Regions from separate parts of the Homo sapiens genome. Here region 1 is linked to region 2. The links are chromatin contacts, found by Hi-C or POLR2A ChIA-PET in ENCODE. All regions are on one chromosome and are shown on one strand. Each heading gives the region's core, a stretch centred on a gene start or an enhancer-like site at or near the end of the contact. The rest is flanking DNA. Distances are from core to core; before and after follow the strand shown.

The links. Hi-C counts contacts between places; a loop is a spot of excess contacts on that map. ChIA-PET counts read pairs that join two places held with the same protein, here RNA polymerase II (POLR2A).
Region 1: a loop to region 2 is called in a map of right cardiac atrium, with 4 times the contacts of the local background. The contact joins two enhancer-like sites. A Hi-C loop is called at or near these places in 1 of 168 maps with a recorded cell type or tissue (right cardiac atrium). POLR2A ChIA-PET finds 5 or more read pairs at or near these places in 3 of 52 experiments (HEK293, WTC11 and activated T-cell).

Annotation. Positions count from the first base shown.
Region 1 is chr11:111,003,829-111,006,528 of GRCh38, forward strand. The region is part of intron 2 of LOC105369489 (a long non-coding RNA gene); the gene reads right to left. Among named protein-coding and RNA genes, the nearest start is that of LINC02550, 92 kb to the right of the region's middle. Within about 2 kb of position 1,308, at least 3 of the 41 ENCODE cell types and tissues checked have a DNase peak (open chromatin) inside an H3K27ac peak, as active enhancers do.
Region 2 is chr11:110,945,968-110,948,667 of GRCh38, forward strand. No RefSeq gene overlaps it. Among named protein-coding and RNA genes, the nearest start is that of LINC02550, 150 kb to the right of the region's middle. Within about 2 kb of position 1,354, at least 2 of the 41 ENCODE cell types and tissues checked have a DNase peak (open chromatin) inside an H3K27ac peak, as active enhancers do.

The DNA.
Region 1 (2,700 bases), core at 58-2,557, 58 kb after region 2:
CAACCTCTGGAATAAGGATGCTGTGCATGCCTAAAGAAAGCATAGGTTCTTCTCTCTGCTTATCCCAGGGTGGAGGGGCCTCCTGTTGGCAAGAAGTGCCCTGGACATAACAGGACTGCCTTCCCAATGGGGGTATCATGTATTGCTCAGGAAGGCACAGAGCCAGTAGCCTCAATGAAGGGCAAGCCCCTCTTTGTGCAGACCCCACTGGTTATGACTCTGAGGCTCACAGAAAGTTCCACTCACTGAAACCCCACCAGAAACAATCAGTCCCAATATAGTGTGAAAGAAGAGCTTCACTTAAAAACCATCATTAAAACTTTCACTCCCACTATCACTATGTTGTTAGCACCCTCAATTAAAGCAGAGATTTCCCTCCTGGAAATCACTATGAGTCTGTTACAATCACTAGGTCCCTGATACAATGAAAATATTTTCCTTGAAAGAGGCAACATTCATCCAGAATTACCATTGGACCTATATTTCATATGAGGGATATTGCTTATAACCTCTCATTGAGTACTATGCATCCGTTATAATAATTCTTGAAAACCACTATAGGATGTTGATATTCTTATTCCTTTCTGCAGATAAGGAAACCTAGGTTCCATTAAGGTTCAGAAACTTGCCTCCAAGATGTCATAGAGCTATTAGGTGTAAGACCCATCACTCCTGTACACCAGTGTGGATTATCTCAGGCAAGCCATCATTACCTACTAGGGAGGAAGGAATGGTCATAAGAGAGATGGGGACAGCTCCAGCATTCTGTATATGGGGGTCTTCGGGATGACAATCTGGTTGGGGCAACATGGAGGTGGTTTTTTTTTTTCTTTCCAGAAAATTCTCTTGGAAGCTATGGTTACATTGCAAACTCATATTTTAAAAAAACTCAGTTGGAGTGACTTGAAGAGGAGATTGATGGAACTTGTAGGGGAGTCTAAGATCACCAACCACCCCTGAGTAATGACCTTAAGCCACCATTAGGTTTATCCAATAGCATTTGTTTAAGCAGTTTCCATGTGCCAGGCTCTATGCTGGAAACACACAGTTGGCCCTTTGCTTAAGTCACTCAAGAAAACCAGGGGGAAAGAAGTAGCACTGACAAAATTATGTCATCATTTGAAAGGTGGCAATTCAGAAATATCCAAGATTCACAGTAAGAGTAAATCCTATGGCTTTCCTTTTTATGGTTCTAATCTAAATGATCATTATCATCTCTCAGGACTAGAGATTTTATTTTTCTCACAGAGTATGTGGTCTCCAGGCACACAGCTTGCATAAATCCTGAACACATTCCTCAAGGCTTTATGATGTGTGTGTGTGTGTGTGTGTGTGTGTGTGTGTGTGTGTGTGTGTGTGTGAAAGAGAACAGAGAGAGAGAATGTTACAGGGAGGATGCATGACTCCCTGCTGTGATCTGACAACATTCAGGAAATTTAGAGTTAACATTCTTACAGTCAGCAGTCGCATAGGAGACTGGGCCTCAATCTCTGCATTCCTGGGCTGTCGTCGGCTTCACGATTTCAATGTGCCTCAGTGTCTGTTTTGTATTTAACTCTGCCCCACATATAACACCACAAGACCTGTCCGTGGTTTTGCTGTTAGAGAATGGTTAATATCTAAAGAGGGTGGGTGCCCTCACCAAGCACCCCCAGGGGAGATCTCAAGCTAGAAAGATAATGATCACTTTCATGGAGAAAACCACACAGGCACAAACACCAGAAACTGATATTTAAACCCCGAACTCATAAGGGACCCCACGTTTTCCCATTAGCTGGCTTTGTCTGTTTCTCCTCATCAGCAAACATATGCTCTCCATGGAACCAGCCCAGCCCATCTGAACCAGTTACTATTTCTGTAAGAAGTAGGAGGGGGAGGAGAAAGGGAGAAGAAATTTTACATTACCATTCTCATGCGGTGCTATAAATATTTGCCACAGAAAGCCATGAGGTCTCATTTGCATGAATGATACCACAAAAGCCAACTGTGCCTCTGTGAACTAAGGCCTCTCTCACTCTGTCCTGAGTGCACTGCTTAAATATTGGGGTGGGCTCTTTGATTAGAGAGATCTTAGTTTGACTCCCAGCTCTGCAACATAACATTGTATGACCTTGAGAAACGTAATTGACTTCCATTTCCCAATTTCAACTATCCCATTCTCTCACTACCGTCTTCTACCTGCCAATTCCCTGCCACCACCAGTAGTTCAACAACACTTTGACTCCTACCAAGATCTTGTTTTATTGATCTATACAAGTGTTTCACCATCCCTTACCTCTTGCATGGCCTCCTTTTATTCATTATTCATTTAAAAACGCCACGGCCATTCAGTAATTCTTGAGTGTATTTTTAATTTCCTTGTCCCTCTCCTTTGGCATATTTGCTTGGCTAAATGAGAAACCTAGTTACATCCACCTCTTTGCCTCTTCCTCACCTGAGCCTGTAGCGTTGGACATGTTTGGAGAAAAACACATAATCTTACTGACTAGTCTCATTAAGTTTATGACTACCATCTTCAGCTGTGCCTTCTGCTGCCTGGCAACCACTCTGCCTCCCTAGCCAGTTCACTGTCTCATTTTCCTAGCTGAGGATCTCATACGTCCTCTGTTCTCTTAAACCCCCTACCCCCACTCTCCCTCTCAATTACTGGCTTTGCTTCCTGCTTTCCCGAGAAAAATGAAGAGAGAATTTCCACAAACT
Region 2 (2,700 bases), core at 104-2,603:
GCTCTGTTCCCTGGAGACCAAAAATCCGTGCAGAATGGATGTAGCAGTTAGTGAGAATTCCAGGTGGCAGGTTGGGGTGGAGGAAGAAAAGAGAGAATCTAGGACAAAGGGACCTATAAACTTACCTCATTAGTGGGTGTTCACTGAATGCTCCCTTTCCCTCCCTCCCTGTCTCTCCCCATCTCTCTTCACTTGGAACATCACCCCCAGCCAGCAGCACTTTCTCAAGCTTTTTGTTCGGTCCCTGTCAACCCAGGGTCCCAGGAGGCAGAGGGAGAGGGAATACAGATGAGTTTATAATCAAGAGAAAGCTCTGCAACTATCCAAACCTCTACAGCAGTGACTTGGAAACAAACAAGATAATGTATAAAAGACAAGTGTGTTCACAGGAGGGTGGTGGCCTGTAAATGGAAGTGATTTGCCTGATAATACCAATGAGCTGGCACTTATTAAGCACCTACTGTGTGCCAGGAACTTCACAGTTTACATAATCCTGGAAGTGACTATGAGGTGAGAGCTACTGACGTACCCACTCTATGGATGAAAAAACGGAGGCCCAGAGAGGTTAAGTAGTTTTTAACCAGCACGTAAGTGCCATGTGACCTAGGATACATCACTATCTGAAATTGCATCTGGCTATCCACTCCCCTCCTGCTCACATTATTTTGTTTTTACTCATAATATCTCCATTTGAAATTATCTTGTTGAATGTTTGCTCTATCAGTTCCGCTCCTCTCTTCCCTTCCCACTCCAGGACAAAATGTACACTCAGTGATGGCAGGGACCTTGTCTGTCTTCTTAAGTGATGTGCATCCCCAATCCATGCACACACAATAGGCCCTCAGGAAAGATTTCAATGAAAGATATGATGGAGTTGGGATCTGAAAACAAATCTATGTTGATCTGAAAACAAATCTATGTTGCTCCAAGGTTTTTAGCCACTAGCCTATTTCACCTTCCTCGACTCTAGTTAGCTAATCTGCAACATGGAGATAAAGGCACCCAGCTTCCATGGGAGTGGGAATGTTCATAAATGCCCTCACACTTTGCCTGGCACATGGAAGTGACTCTAAATGGTCTATTTAGTAATATTGTTATTGTCCCTTCTTTCTTGAAAACATCCTGTTTAGCATTAAAGACTTTCCTATGCAAAGCAGAACTAGCACCGACTGAGTTCATCTTAAACAGGCTGTTCTGAAAGGAATTTTCATAAGAAATGAAAACATTTGGCTTCTATCAAACTCTGGGAACACCCAGAATTCTATGAACCTGGGCCTGGGCCTGGGTCTTGGCTTAGGGACCTGCCTGTTCTCAGTCGTCACACAGTGTGAATGCCCTAATGGGCCCCAGGGGACAGCTGCAGCCAAGAGGCCTCATTTCTCACACACCAATCTTCTCAATGACCAGATACAATGGCTTTGCCTGGCCCTTCCCCAGCCTGCCCTTCCCTAGCCCAGGAGCACCTTCGTCCCCAATACCCAGACTCTGCAATCACATTCCAAAGTTTTCAGGATTAAGAGTCCTGTTGTCTAAGTCTGTGTCTTCAAGTTACCAACTCAACCCATTTGAAAGAAAAGGCATTTTCTTTACCAATATCTTTTCCTTGCCCTATCCTCCACTGACTTTTTAACTACATTTTCCAGCTTGGGGGTAGATTATCTTTGCCAATTTTGGCTTTGAAAGAGTTAGCTCTCTGGAAATTGGACCCTCCAGGAGGTATTTTAACTCTTTCAAGCCACAGGAGACCTTTCAGTGTTTAGTAGCTGTCCTGCTCATCTAGATAAAGCCAGACCACCCAGGCCAAAGCTAACGCTTGACTCTTCCTCCAGCCAGGAAGTCTCTAAGAAGAGAGTGGGGAAGGGGTGCTCAGGGGAGGGGGCATAAAAGTTTGCATAAACTCATTATGAATTTTGGGAGCTAAGACACCAGTGTTTAGGCCATAGATTCTCAGTCCATAATTCCTTTGATCAAGGAGCACCCTCTCGCTGAGAGGTCAATTTGAGAATAACCAAACAAACAAAAAGGCAATATAAGTGTGGGTGCCACAAATCCCTAGACATCAGAGGACAGGGATGTCAGTGTGGATTGGAATAACTGAGGAAGACTGCATGCAAGTGATGGATCTTAGAAGAAGCATTGGAGACCAAATGAACATCAGGTAGATAAAGAACGGAGAGGACAGTCCAGATAGGAGGATCAGCATAAGCAAAGGCCGCAGAATGGAAGTGTAGGGGTGGAGGTGGAGGTGGAAAACAGAGTACGTAATTGGGGAGGGTGGAGAGACTTGGCAAAAGCCAAAGTTTCTTGCAGAATAGTGGTGAGAAATAGGGCTGGAGAAGGACACAGCTGTTCAGCATATGACTCAATAACATTTACTTAACCTAGTTCCTTGCCCCTTGAATGAGAGATGGAATGTTCTTCATCTTGAAATAGCAATTTGGGTCACAAGTGAGGGATTTTGAAACCATACCTAGGTTCAAGGAAGGAAACAGATAGTCCTTTGCTAGGCATTCTTTTGCTTGCCCTTTAAATATTGGTGTCTCTCAGAAGTCAATCCTTCCTTGACTTCTCTTTCTGAACATCCTGTCAAGGTAATTACATCTACTGCCATGCCCTTAAACTGCCACCCATATGCTACATCTGCCAAGTCTACGTCTTTGCCCCTAGTCTTTCTCTTGGGCTCTAGACCAAGAGACTTTT